2 separate regions of the Mus musculus genome follow, and region 1 is linked to region 2. Evidence: chromatin loops called from intact Hi-C (ENCODE). Cell type or tissue: left cerebral cortex. All regions are shown on one strand. Links, peaks and the distances in the headings refer to the core of each region. The heading gives the core; the rest is flanking DNA.

Region 1 (7,684 bases), core at 1,603-6,602, 160 kb after region 2:
AAGCAGCCAATTCTGGCTAATGCTCTGTCTTAGGGTTTCCATTGCTGAGAAGAGACATCATGACCACAGCAACTCTTATAAAGGAAACCATTTAATCTGGGCTGATTTCAGAGGTTCAGTCCATATGGTCATGGCAGAAACATGGCAGAGTCCAGGCAGACATGGTGCTGGAGAAGGGGCTGAGAGCTCTACAACTGGACCCAGAGACAGCAGGAAGAGATAATGAGCCACTAGGCCTAGCTTGAGTGTCTTAAGACCTGAAAGTCCACCCCCAGGGACATACTCCAACATGGCCACACCTCCTAAATAGTGCCATTGCCTGTGGGCCTTTTGGGGCCATCTTCTTTTAAGCTACCACATGCTCAAAGAAGAGCTGGCCTTGAATAGATGATTTTTCGAACTTATATACACCTTAAGCTTGGGTAGTCCATGTATGCTGTCATCCTTAAAGCTCTTTTAGGTTTTGGCCCCATGTTATACTTTGAATAATTTAAGCAGAGACAGGAGACTGCAAGTCTGGCCATTAAGGCACATGGAGATACTGCCAGAATTATTTTAAGTACACCAGTGTACTTTTTCCAATAGTTGTCACCTGAGGTCCTCTTGCCCACCTAACAAAATCATGCTTTTCTCAAGAACAGAACTAGATTCTTTAAGACAGGCAGGCCTGCACTGCCCCCTCGAGCTGCCTGGTAGGGGCATGTTCTTTGTTGTGAAAATGGAACCTAATGGCTGGTCAGTGAACTAATGCTTCCATCCTGGCCTGGTCTCTAACAGGCCTGGTTTGTGTACTACTTATCCTTGGGATAATTTGGAGGCACTGTCCCTTAGCTCAATTCTACTATATGTGAGCTAATGTCTCCTAAGCAAATGGTGATCTCAAAGATGGGGGAGAAAGACCACTGACTCAAATCATCATAGCAAATGAACTGAGAGCTTCTGGGTTTTTTGGTTTGGTTTGGTTTGGTTTGGTTTTTCAAGACAGGGTTTCTGGCTGTCCTGGAACTCACTTTGTAGACCAGGCTGGCCTCGAACTCAGAAATTCCCCTGCCTCTGCCTCCTGGGATTAAAGGTGTGCGCCAACATGCGCCTGGCTAAGGTTTTTTATTTGTGTACACGAGGTGCTTCTCCACACCCCCTTAGGCAGGGTTCAATAGGTCAGCCTTGGGTGTGCAGAAGACAAGTCTATTTGTTGTTGGTTTTTCCCAGATAGGGTTTCTCTGTGTATCTCAGGCTGTCCTGCACTCAGTCTGTAGACCAGGCTGGCCTCGAACTCAGAAATCCGCCTGCCTCTGCCTCCTGAGTGCTGGGATTAAAGGCATGCTCGCCACCACCGCCCAGTAGTAATTCCTTTTTAACGTCAGTGGTTTTACTCTTTCTTCTCTATCACTTGATGGTGAGTTCCAGGGATTTCCTCCTCTCTCTCCTCCAGCTCAGGGATGACTGGTCCCTCTAGGGATCTTGATTGGGTTTGTTTTCTCTGTCATTTAAACAAATGTCAGGGAAAATCTCAAGTGTTATCAACTATAATGTGGCAAGGGGTACCTGGCAGGCCCATGCCAAGGCATGCCCCTGAGAAATGACTCCCATGCAACAGAGCTGGTACAAAGGGAGTTTATTGGGGGAAGGGAAAGATGTGAGGACCTGGGAAAGACCGACAGCTGCAAGCAGAGCCATGAGGCCAGAGAAGAGGAGGTGGCACAGAGAAGGACAGAGGAGAGGAGTGTGGGCCTGGAACAGAAGCACAGGGGTAGGGGGCAGTGGCACGTGCTAGGTCCCTGGCAGGAACCTAGTAGAATCATCTATAAGCTACCATCAAATGCATCAGGGAAAATCTCCAACACTGCTGAGAAAATGAGCTGCCGAAGACTGGCTTTTAATTGGGGACAAGAGAAGAAATCCAGCAGGGAGGGCCCTCTGGACGCTCACAGTCCAGTCTTTCCTGGAGGACTTTCCTGCTTTGTTCTTGTAAGGCTCCCCCCCCCACACACACACACACCCCCCAATTTACTGCTGGTCAATTGGAAAGGATAAGCCCAAATCTTTGATATAAACAGTGCTGATCTGGCCTTGAGCTTGTTAAACAAGTAAGTCTGTCAGGAGGGGGCCCTACTGGCTGGAGGAAAAAAAGCCCACCAGGCCTTTATTTTAAGCTGCCAGCAGGTCAGTGGGGTGAGGCAGAAGGCAGCCATCTTGGACGTTTGCCACATTTATTATGTAATCATGGTTCCTCTCCCTGGCTGCCTCAGACTGGCTAATTTCTAGTCCCTTAGAAGGTTTGCAGTCTTTCTTTGCAACCTGCCATAAACATTCTTCATTAGCTGTGTGAAGCTGAAGTAGAGAAGGGTTTCCTGCCTTTTTTTTTTCCCCAACTGGCTTCTTTTATGAGTTAATCTCCTCTTCCTCACTCCTTTCTCTTTTAGCAGGGTCTTACTATGTAGTCCTGGCTAGCTTTGAACTTACTAAGTAGAAGAGGCTGGCCTCAAAATAAGAGATGAGCCTGCTTCTGCCTCTGGAGCGCTAAGATTAACCTTTATGTTAATCTTGATGTAGTCTCCAGTTTGATCTCCTGCCACACTAATGAGATCAAAGTTCAAAACAAATACAAATGGTGTTATAAAGAATTTGTTAATAGATTTGCTTAGGAGACATGGAATTTAGCTAAGGGAGCACTGCCTCCAAAATACCGGAGGTATGTGAACCAGGCCTCTTAGGGTTTTGGCAGAGAAGTATCTTGGCAGGTCAGGGCTAAGGTAATGCAAAGATCACACCACAAAACAGATTCACACAAGAGTTTGATTTGAGCTGGGCAGTGGTGGTGCATGCCTTTAATCCCAGCACTTGGGAGGCAGAGGCAGGCAGGAGGATTTCTGAGTTCGAGGCCAGCCTGGTCTACAGAGTGAGTTCCAGGACAGCCAGAGCTACACAGAGAAACCCTGACTTGAAAAACAAACAAATTTAGGATACTAGGGTGTAAATTTTTTTTCCAGATATTAGACCCTATTCCCAACAAGGAGACACCTCTGATATACAACCAGTCATTAATCCCTGATTCTCATTCCCAAAGAATACCTCTAACAAGATGACCCACCTGGAACAATTATTCAAAGAAAGAAAGAAAGAAAGAAAGAAAGAAAGAAAGAAAGAAAGAAAGAAAGAAAGACCACTGGTGTACTTAAAAATAATTCTAGCAATATGCAGTATCTTTGCTGTGTGAACCTCTTCCCTGCCTAAGGGACCAAAGTTACAGTCTCCTGTCTGTGTTTAAATTGTTTAAAGTGTAACCTGGAGCTAGGACTCAAAAAAGATTTAAGGATGACAATGTTCATGGACTGTATAATCCTAAAGTTTATAGAAACCTTCTGATGGGGGTCAGTTCTTATTTGGGCATTAACCCCAATTGGCTAACCGCTACTAAAGAGCTTTCATTCACCTCTAGTTTGAGGACTGATTTCTCACTGAGAAAGCATATCGCTTCTCTAACACTAGGACATGCCCTTTCCAAGAAGCCTTCTGTGACTACCTAACCCAGTCTCCACTGCATGTGCCAGGTCAGCATGGTTCTAACAGAAACCTGATACTGTAACTGCCCTCTCTTTACACATTTGATTCCCTGAACCTCTCTGTGAGGAACCATCTCTTTGTACCTGCAGGGCCTGGCTCAGCGACTGGAACTGTGTGTGTGTGTGTGTGTGTGTGTGTGTGTGTGTGTGTGTTTTCGAGAGCGGACCCCCCCACCCCATGCCCACGGGGAGGTGTGGTATGCCAGGGGGTGGGGCAGTTCTTATCTCAAACTTATTGTACTTAGTAACCCTTAATTAGAAAGTTTGGGGAGGGCTGGAGACATGGTTCAGTGGTTAAGAATATTACTTCTCTTACAGAGGACTGGAGTTCCTTTCCCCAACAACTACCAGTAGCTCCAGCTTAAAGGAGATCTGATGCCCTCTTCTGGCCTCTGAGAGCACCTGCACTTGGCGTTTACAGACATAATTGAAAGTGATTTAAAAAAAAAAAAGTGCCTAAGTGAGCATGTGACCAAATGGAATTATTCTGCCAACGGGCTAGACTGGTGGTGGTCTTGCAGGCAGACCCCCCCCCCATAAAGCCCTTTACAACATTTTCATTTCGTGTTATGTTTGTGCAAGCATCCACATGCTATCCTCAGACAAACCGATTCACTTTCCCCACACGGCCTTATTTGCATTTAAAAGCGAAGGCTGCAAAGGAGAATTCCTTTTGCCAAAGAGGAATTTCAAGCATCTGTTGCAGACCAGAGAGAAGAAAAGAACGAAAAAATTTTAAAGGGCTAGAAGCTGATTTACGCAGAGCTACTACCAAATCATCCTACAGAAGCAGGGAATTTTATTTTAGTCCTAAATAGCAAAGACAGCCAGCCTGAGTTCTTGGACGAAGTCCCTAAGGGAGCTGGGATTTGGAATGACAATGCCTGCAAAAGCTGGGGCGTTTAAGGAGCTGCAGCCCTGTTCCTGCTCCAGCTGAGTCTCCACCCCTTCCCCCTCCGTGTGAGCAATGGGCAGCTGCCAGCAGCATCCTGGATCCAGTCCAAGCAGCTTGCTGTCGGCAGCACAGGCCTGCGGGGCCGCAGGGTCCTCCCACCCTTTGCTTTTGGATGGGCATTATTAGCTAGAAAAATGCTCCGCGTTTTTCTTGTTCGTGTGGTGTAACCTGCTCGCCGCAGACGCGCAACCTTTCTCCAGTAATTACCTCCCACGCTTGGGAAAAATCTCAATCTCTCCCCCCACCCCCTTTTTCATTACAGCAGCCAATTCAGCAAACTAGTTTGTATCACCAAGGACAAAGAGACAGCCTTAACGATTGTAATGACGCGTTTCTTTCTTCCCACCATTTCTCCAGTGAAAGGGGCACGATGACCTCCAGTCTCACGGTTTCTGAAATCAAATGCACGGACTGATCTCCTTAGTCCGGTCTGAGAATCTGGTACTAAATTGATGGGCAGCTAGTGACCATGGTCGGTTTCTTGGAATGGAGGAAAGGTGTGCCCCAGGAATATCCCACCATCACCACCACCGTACCACCACCCCGCCTAACCACCACCCATTTGTAGCCAGCCTGCTAGGCAGGAAAGAGGATATTGGAAAGAGACATTGTAGCAAACAGACTATTGAAACAACAGACACTCTTAACATTGTAATTTCCCTAGGAACCTCATACTCAGAAAAGGGAAGGCTGAGAGCTGAAATGGAGACCAGGTTCTGTCTTGTCAGGTGACCTTGCTGGAGAGACTGAAGCAGTGGAGGATGGGAGTGGAAGCATGACGACACAAGAACAGAGGACAGATTTCTTTGTCCCTTTTCCCAAGGTGGTCAAGTTGACTAAAACTCCTTTTTCTGACCCTGCCCCGCTTTGAGACAGGGTCTCTGTACGTAGCCCTGCCTTTCCTGGAACTGTGTAGACCAGTCTTACCTAGGCTCCATGAACAGGAGGAGGAGGAAGAAGAAGAAAAAGGAAAATTTATACTTTGATAGACTTCATGGAAGCTCCTTAGCAACTGCTTTGGGGAGGGAAAATACATCAGCTGATTAAAGGGCTCATTATTCCACCTGTCTCTCTAGCATAGATCCAGTGAACCCGACTTCCTGAGGGGTGGTCCTTGGCCAGAGCACTGGATTATATAATAAGCAGGCCAACTGGATTAATTCAAGGGACAATGCCATGTCTCTACCCAGAGAGAGATTCCATTCTCCTGACCAAGAATAGTTTTCCTTTAATAGGCTTCCAATGTCACTATAAGTCACAAGGGGGAAAGTCACCCAAAGTTGTCCTCTGACCTCCATATGTGTGTCCCCTCACATATAAACATGAACACACGTCATACACATACATACAATTATTATTATTATTATTATTATTATTGGTTTTTCTGAGACAGGGTTTCTCTGTGTAACTCTGGCTGTCCTGGAACTCACTCTGTAGACCAGGCTGGCCTTGAACTCAGAAATCCGCCTGCCTCTGCCTCCCAAGTGCTGGGATTAAAGGCGTGCAACACCATGCCCGGCTCATACAATTATTTTTTAAGCCTGGATGTGGCCATATACACTTGACTTCAGTGCTGGGGGTGGGGGTGGGGATGGGTGGAGGATTACCAGGGCTTGGAGGTTCTCAGCCCAAATCTAGGCTCATTGAGAGAATATGTCTCAAGGAAATATGGCACATAGTGATGGAGGGGAATACCCTGTGTCCTCCTCTTACCTCCACACTCACATACACACATGTACAAGTGCTTGCACGAGCACGCACGCACGTACACACACACTTTTTAAAAAAATATTTATTTATTTATTTATTTATTTATTTATTATATGTGTGTGCACTGTAGCTGTCTTCAGACACTCCAGAAGAGGGCATCAGATTTTTGTTACAGATGGTTGTGGGCCACCATGTAGTTGCTGGGATTTGAACTCAGGACCTTTGGGAGAGCAGTCAGTGCTCTTAACCGCTGAGCCATCTCACCAGCCCCCCCCCCACACACACACACTTTTTAAAAGGAAGAAAATAACATTTTCCAGTGTTACTTGGGTGTGAATGTGTGAGCTCTTGAACATGGTACTGGATGTAGTTTTAGGTGTCTGCATGATTTGGTCCTTTGTGTAAACTTATATATCCATCACAATAAAAATAAATTGTTTAAATATTATTAATAAAATAATTTTCGCCTACATCAAAGTAAAGATTATAGGTCTTTTTGTGGAGTGCTTTGTCTAACATTCACAAAGCTCTAGGTTTGATTCTTAGCCCTGAATAAGTCAGGTATGCTGTTACACACTGTTATCCTAGCATTTAGGAGGTACAGGCCGGAAGATCAAGAGTTAAAGGCTAGCCTCAGCCACCCCAGGACTATATGGGAACCTGTCCCAAAATAATTAAAACCAGGGAGAATACTTGTTCTAGTGAAAATGACGTGGTCCAGAGTACCACATTCTGGCTGGCCACTTATCTGCTGAGGTAGAACCTAGTTGCTTTTAGTTTTAGGTTATTATAGATGGGTGCTATGAACATTTCTGTATGGGCTTTGCATGGGCGGGAACCTTCTTTCTTCTAGGATAAATACCAGGAGTTTGATTGGCAGGTTACACTGTATAATTTTTTTTAATTATATGTATTTGTCTGTTTATTTCGGGCTAAAGAGATGCAGGGTTCCCTGGTGCAGGGTAAGCCTCCAGTTTACCACTGAGCCACATCCGTAACCCACTGATATGAGCTTTCAAGAAACTAAGAAACTCTTTTTTTTTTTTTTTTTCTTCCGAGACAGGGTTTCTCTGTGCAGTCCTGGCTGTCCTGGAACTCACTTTGTAGACCAGGCTGGCCTCAAACTCAGAAATCCACCTGCCTCTGCCTCCCAAGTGCTGGAATTAAAGGCGAGCGCCACCACTGCCCGGGCTGAAACTAAGAAACTCTTATTCCTGAAATAGATGCCCAGCTCCATCCCAGGTGGGCAGCTGCCTGAAGAGCTGCATTCAGAAATCCCTAGCCAGAATCCCCACCAGGATTCATGGCTTTTGCAAAGATGGATTTCAGAGTGAGCCAAATATGAATCTGAGTTGATGTATTAAAAATACAGAGGAAGGGCTAGAGAGATGGCATAGCAGTTTCGAGCACTAGTTCTTATAGAGGATCCAGGATTGGTTCCCATCACCCACACGGT
Region 2 (7,389 bases), core at 2,390-7,389:
TCTCCATTTCTGTTGATGTGATGCCTCAAGATCTCGTGTTTCCACTCTGCGCATACCTGACACTGAGGCTGAAACTACAGAGGGCAGAGGTGAGGAGGGACTGGGGTGGGCGGGGCAGCAAAACAGGAACACCCCGGAAGTAGGAAGCAGTCCCGCCCCGGGAAGGAAAAAGACTGCAAGCATACGGAATAGGGGGACAAGCTGTGGAGACGCGCCCGAGTTCGGGGTCAGCAGCTCACCTGGCGAGCGCGCGGGCTGCACCGGGAACCGCCGCGGCAGGTAGCATGGGGTCCAAGGCCAGGGACTGCAGCCAGCAGTCCACGGTGAAAGGAGAGCACTTCACGGTCTATGAAACCTTGCAGGCAGCTGCGCAGCAGCAGCAGGCAGTGTCCTGCTTTCACCCAGTTTTTGTACTCGGCGCAATTGAGGCGGGCTGCCAGCTCCGACACCACCATGTCTTACTCCTGAAGGCGGGGCCGGCGGTAAGCACGCGCAGCACCCTGGGATGCTCCCACGCAGCGCAGGCGTAGCCCAACCCCCAAAACGTCCAGACGTTTAGCGTCACTGTGCGGTGTACACTTCAGAGGCTAGAGGCTGGCCACTGTTTCCGCTCCAGGAAGTGGCAGCTCCACCCCCGCTTAAAGGAACCGCTTTGGTTTGTGGACATGGAACATTTAGACTAATCCTTTTAAAGCTTTAATTTTTATTCCTGAATACCCTGCCAACCCTCTAACCAACCTGATCCCCTCCTGATGTGCTGACCTTTTTATTGTAAAGAGGAATGCTCAAGGTGTGTTTCTCGAATGACATGTTCCTTGCATTGTGCAATTCTACAAAATTAACTCATCCCTAAACCCACTGAACAGCAAATTCGGGGTATCAATAACATGCTTACCCTCACCTGAAGCAGGGGGCCTATTGTATTGTGTGCCATGCTCCCCAGTACATATGTTAAAGTGACACTAGGACCAGAAACTCCTTAACTAGAGTACCTGGCAGGAAGAAGCAAAAGGGATAATGTACTTCCTGGATTTGGACAGCTCAGAAAAGGGTTATTTCAGCTGCACAGGGAAGCCATATGCTACACAGACCAGAATGCATTAGATTGTCAACATCAAGTGAGAAAACATGTTTTAGATGCTTTGAGTGAGGTTTTTTGACCTTGGCAAACATATTGAAGTGGTATGGAATCAAAAGAGTCGGAAGGAACACTGTAAACAGAGAAGCCTTGCACAGGCAATGGTAAGGACCACTAGCTCTGGGCTCAAACTCTCAATTTTTTGTGTTTTGATCTTGGCTGATCCTAATTTTAATATTATTAAGACGTTATTTCCTTCTTTGTAACTCGGTTTATCATCTGTAAGAGGAGGTTATTAATACTTACCTCACAGTGTGGTGAGGAGCATTTATACAGATGGGAACACTTACAATGATGCCTGGCACACATTAAGCTTTGAGTAAATGCTAACTTATTTTATATTGACGCAAATATGCTCTTTCATCCACTGTTTACATTATTGGACATTTTATCAAACCACTGGCCAGTTGGAAGTGGGGACAATTTATAAAAAATAGAGACCAGATGTGATGATCTGAAGACTCAAAGTACAGTCAGTGTAGGCAGGCTCTGTAATACTTTAATAAAGTATATACCAATTTTGTCTTACTAACCTCAACATTAGACCCATTCAAAGCAAATGATGGGAAATACCCTATTCCCATCAAATCAAATCAAATCAAATCAAATCAAAAATTCCAAAAAAAACCCACCTCTGAATGAAGTCTACATTAGGACTTTCCTTTTTCTGACTAAAACATTTTCTGTAAGTATGAACTTTGTATCAAGAACAACTGAAAGGGGGGCCTGGGAGTAGGGAACAGCCCTGTTTTCCTGGTACTCAGAAGTGGGTCACTTGGACTTAGGAGGTTCAAGGTCAGCCTGGGCTACATGGCAAGACCCTGTCTTGTTTAAAAAAAGAAAGAAAAAGCTTAATTGGAATTTCTCTTGGAGGGGAAAAACATGGCAGAAAAACCATGTATGCCTATCCTTAAGTCCGTTAACTGTCAAACAACAGTCAGTCCCTGCAGTTACTAAGTGGCCTTATTTTTGATGACATTCCCCCTTTTCTCTTAACGTGAAAAGTCCTTTTATACTTTTTGAAATGAAATTTTTGTAGATGTAAAAGGGAAAAGGGTGAATCAGGACTGATGTCTTCTTTCAGGGTTGAACTAATACTAAGCCAGGATTACAACCCAAAACATCTTCACCAAAGAGAGTTGGTAGTTCTCTGAAACTTGTATAAATTTTATTTATTACCGTAAATACTAAAATCACATTGAAAACACCTTAAAATCAAGTTCCAAACCACCTACTAGAGAAAAATCACTATGGCATCCAGTTTCTTTGATTGAATCTGGTTAACAAAAGAGGCAAAAGACATGGTTCGTGGTGAAAGTTACGATTCAAATGCTAAGTATTTCCAAGCTTTAATAAAGTATATACCAATTCCAAGTACCAAGCATGATATCAAAATTCAAATTCATTGGTTTACTCTTAATAAGCATCAAAATCAAATTCTGTTCATTGAATCCTATCTTACTTGATTTACACAATGCATTCAAAGGTGTTATAATTAGGAAAAAAGTAGCCATTGAATGCATCATGTATAAAAATTCATTTAACATTTTAAAACCACACTTAAAAGAGAAAATACCTGAAAAGTTAATTCTATTAATAAAATTATTTGAAACAATATCATCCTGCAGATAAAAATACATTTCTTGTATATACATGTAGATTTCTACATGAAAGCTAGGATTCAGCTCCAAATAGAAAAGGATTGACTCCTGATCAAGACATCTTAGATTGCCGAACCCATGTGATTAGTACTGTGAAGAGAACTGGAAACAGAAGGAGAAAAAGGTTAAGCTAAAGGAAGAATCAAAGTTTAGTCACCTACTCTGGAACAGTGGCAGAGTTGGGTGAAAAGCAGGAGATGAAAGCAGAAAAGAGACAAAGAAGACAAAGAAGGCCTCAACTCTGACTGCAAGGGAGACTCAAGCCAAGTTGAGGAGAACACATGATACAGTTGCAGTAAGATACTTAAAAAACTAGAATTTCATGGTTATACTTGTAGAAGCTCAATCATCTTAAAATGTAATCAGACAAACATCTAAAATTTCATCAAGGATAATACATTGTCTAGATAACTCAGCATGATATTATCATTTAAAAAAACACACAAAACAAAACAAAACAAAAACTCCTCCAAATAACATCAAGTTATCAGAAGACATTTGAATCACACCATATTCATTAAAGTTTAAAAAGTCCCTGACTGGCTTCAAGAGACAGTACAGTACTCTTAAAAAGAAATCCTATTGAGATGTACCAGTGCCAGAAACTCCACTGAACACTGGACAGGCACTGCACTGTGGACTTTTTAAATGACTGGACTAGGTTGTGACCAGCAAAACGTCCTATTGTCTTGCTGACGACAGATTAAATTGAGATTGTTTAGAACAACCCCAAATGGGCTGGGGAAGGTAAAAAGTTAAATAAGATAAAAGAAAAACGTCATGCAAATTAGAGCAGTCACGTTTTTGTTCCTAGTTAATGCTGTATACATTTTTAAGTATACCTTAAAAATGACATTTTCCTAGCAAAAAGGTTCCCATTTTCTCACATATGAGAATCGTATTCTTTGGGATCCTTGATCTCTTTTTTAAAGACAAAGCTCTTTCATTTTAGCAAAATCCTATACTGAAAAACAACTGAGGTGCTAAAGACTATCACCAGTCAGGTTAGGAATGTCTGAAGAAACTAACCTTAAAACAAGAATGTTTTTGGTCAAATTTCAGACATACATAATTAAAAAACTGACTGGCCCCACCAGATTAAAGATGAAGGGAGGCCCTAAGAACTCTAGAGAGCTTATACATACACAAGTGTCTCTTTTAGATCCTAGTTTTATTAAATATTGCTTCTTTGGGATGTGTTTAACAGCTCCCAAAACCATTTCGGAGTAAGGATTCAAAGCGGGCATATTAAAATACAGCTTCAATATAAAGTTTGTCACAGTTTTACAGTATTCAAAACTGACAGACCTGCCTTAAAAAATAAAAATAAAAATCAAAAAGGACCATTACACCCAAAACATAAGAAAACAATTAAATAAACAAGTTTGGCATTTTCATTATTTTATAGTATAAAACAGAATATTAAATCTATTACTGGCACGAGGACACTGATCTGTTACCTAGTTTGAAATGTGTCGCATTTAAACACACTATACAAGTTCACTATACAAAAAAATTGATGGTCTTTTTGATGAAGTGCACCCTGAAAATGTTGCCAGTTTAGAATATTTAGCTCTTAAGGTTAAAAAAAGTCCTTTTCCTTTTTAAAACTGAAGGCTGAATTCAGCCTTTTTGTGTGTGTGTGTTGTTTTGTTTCATTAGTCAGCCTTCCTGGTTTAAAAACAATAGTGTCTATGGACGCCCACCAGGGGGCAGTGTAAGATTAGCCATTAAATCACGAACAGCTGCAAATATTGTGCATTCACCTGCAACAGAGAAAAATGGTCATTAGCTATTCGCAGTGGAGGAGAGACGTTAACACACCAGTGAGGGAAGGGATGGTTAAAATCAGTCACGAATTTGAAATCAAAGACGTTAAGTATTTTAAACTATTCAGATTTTAGGCAGTAGGAACTGGTGTGGTGTAACATTATATTTGGGTTGGGCATTGTTTTTGTCTCAGGAAGAAACTGGGAGCACATGTCAAGTTTAAACAGAGAGAAAGAGATGCTTTCAGTGCACGGAAGCAGTGCCACATTGGATAAGACTTGAACAGTCTGACTCTAGAATACTTAATGCATTCTTGATCTAACGATAGTTCTAATGTATATCAGTGCATTAGTTATGACATCCGTGATGTCCTTCCAGCTAACTCTGCATGAAAGGCCAGATAAGGCTACTTCCACTAAGTTATAGTAATACTGCTGACCAATACAATGTTCTGCAGCAAAAGAAATGTCCATGCTCTACACAGCACTACTTTGGCTAAGAAATTCAACATTTTCATTTTATATTGTAGTTAGGTTAAATTTTAAATTTGGCTAGTGAAGTTATACTGCACAATGAAAGTCTATGACAGCTCATAGAGATTGTTGGCTTCATGGAAATATTTGACTTCTAAATTTACACATTAAGACTGAAGTCAATTAAATACAAAAATAAAGGAGGTTTTGTTTCTGTTTTCAAAGGAGAAAAGGTTTATTAAGCTTAGGTATTTTTCCCCTTTTCTTTTCATTGTAGTTGTTATAAGACAACGAATGGTCTATGTAAGCCAAACTGGTTTAGAACTCAAAACTCTCCTGCCTCAGCCTCCAGGGGCAGAGATTACAGGTGTAACACCACTGAACCAAGCTAGCATTTTCCCTCAAAATGTTTGCACTGTGGGAGAAGGGCAAGGAAGCTGACATATCTCATGGCAAGGATGTAAAAACTCGATTGTGGAGGTACAACTCATACTCCTCATCCTCACGCCAAACTAGATCCTTCCTGTTAGAACAGGCTTTGACACTACTTATGGCTGATAGGGGGTGAACGGAAGCCCTCATAGGAATTATGGCCTGTCAAAGGGTAGGACACTGTGTTCCTGTGCAAGTCACTGCCAGTCTTTGCTCCAAGCACTGGAAAATGAGGGTACAGACAAAAGGACAAAGGAAATCCAAAGGTTTGTCCAACCAAAGAAGGAACAAAAGAAAAAAAGAAAGCACCCCCATAATACCTTACCAATTCTTAACAAACTGCGGTGCGTATGTGTGCATGTACATGTGCAAGCGCATGTGTGTGCATGCATGCCTGTGCATACAGGGACATGCATACACACTTTGACACTTTACACTGATAGGTAGAAAATTTGCTAGATCACAGTAAGATCAAATCATTTCCCTTTTAATTTTTCAATCCCAGTGGATAGGACATACTTAAAAGTTATCCATATGAAGGAATTATGTTTACCATCCGAGTTCTACTAGACTGCTAACTTGAGAATTGTGATGGCTTTAAATTTTGATTCCTGAGGGCCTATTCTCAGCTGAAGAGAAAGGTTAAAGAATGAAAGCAGAAAGTTGTCAGAAGTATTCTAACAAACGAAGCACACTGTTCTCTACTGCCCAGTGGATTCCTTAGAAACTGAGGCAAGCCCTTACCTAGGTATGGAATGGGGGAACAGATAGCTTTTAAAAACTTCCTTTTCCCCTCAGGATTCCTAAAACTTTTGACACTGATACTTTAAAATGTTTCAGAGAACAGCTTTGTCCTCATTTCTCCTAATTCTGTTTGCAAGCTATTCTAAGGCTATAAAGAGGACTTCCTTAGCATCAGGCATGAGCGTACATTCATAAATATTAGAAATGAGCAAAACTGAAGCAAAGTTCTCTTTGCTGAGCTTCATGATTTAGACCCCCAAATTTGGCATTGCCAGGAGTTAAGTGTGGGCTACTCCATTGTCGAAGGGACCTCATTTATCTGTCAAGAAACACTCTGGTTTCCTGGGAAATGTCCAGTCTCAGAGCTTCACTGTGCGTTCAGGGTAAAGGCTCACTTGCACCCGCCTGACACTTACATAAGAAGCCCAAAAAGCAGCGATGCCATTTGTATCAGCTTTTATTCTTCACAAAACATTTAGAAGATACACAACTTTTGATAATAGTATTCTATTCATGATCGAACCATGGAGTATGAGAAACCAACATGCATTCCAACTTTGTGATGTACAGAGCGGCAGGTACTGATGGCAAGGCAGGGATTCACAGCCCCGGAAAAGTCTATCATCCTAACCTAGGGCTTTGTGGCAATGTGTGCTATAAATACAAGCTTCTGGCATTGGCAACTGGCTCAGTCCCAATAGTCATTTGCTAACAAAAAAGTCCAGGCAGCAGAGAAATGGACAAAACTGAAGAACCAGTGAGAAAGAAAGAAAGCGACAGGCAGACACTAACTAAGAGGGCCATGGCAACAGAGTACTAGTGCTAGGATTGGGATGCAGAGTAGGGAAGGAGGGAGAAGAGAGGGAACGGGAGGGAGGTCTCTCTAAAAGGAAGTGTTATAACATATATGCAACAAAATACCATCTACTGCTCATGTACCTTGTCGTGGAGGGTTCATCTCTGCAAACCTCTTCAGAATGTTGCTGACCATCATTGGCGCAGCAACAGAAGAGTTCTGCTGTCTGGGAATGTCTGCCTGCTGAGTGGTACCTGAAGCCATATCATAAATAATTGGAACTATTATACTAACAGGTTCTTGGGGAGGGACTGATGTTTTCTGAGTTAGTTGAAGCTGTAGATAAAGAGAATAAAAACAGAAAATCAAATATTT

Evidence for each region. A loop is a pair of places that touch in the nucleus more often than their neighbours do. Peaks named below come from ENCODE experiments on the same cell type or tissue, not always from the same donor. Only the 100,000 strongest peaks of a DNase experiment are listed, where the experiment ranks them.
Region 1: a loop joins it to region 2, with 5 times the contacts of the local background. A loop is called at or near these places in 18 of 42 quality-filtered maps.

The regions. Positions count from the first base shown.
Region 1 is chrX:12,835,864-12,843,547 of GRCm38, forward strand. No RefSeq gene overlaps it. Among named protein-coding and RNA genes, the nearest start is that of Gm14634, 77 kb to the left of the region's middle. In left cerebral cortex, for the core only: a CTCF peak has its summit at 3,955 (motif pointing left); DNase peaks (open chromatin) are centred at 2,190, 3,983, 4,430 and 5,261; H3K4me3 peaks cover 1,102 bases; H3K27ac peaks cover 1,235 bases.
Region 2 is chrX:12,673,087-12,680,475 of GRCm38, forward strand. Med14 (mediator complex subunit 14) reads right to left here. Exons shown (of 31, transcript NM_001048208.1): 30 at 7,158-7,350; 31 at 2,285-4,565. The coding sequence ends at 4,492. It overlaps 1810030O07Rik (RIKEN cDNA 1810030O07 gene), which reads right to left and starts at 553. Exons shown (of 7, transcript NM_175141.6): 1 at 240-553; 2 at 1-74. The coding sequence starts at 455. In left cerebral cortex, for the core only: a CTCF peak has its summit at 4,503 (motif pointing right); DNase peaks (open chromatin) are centred at 4,522 and 5,571.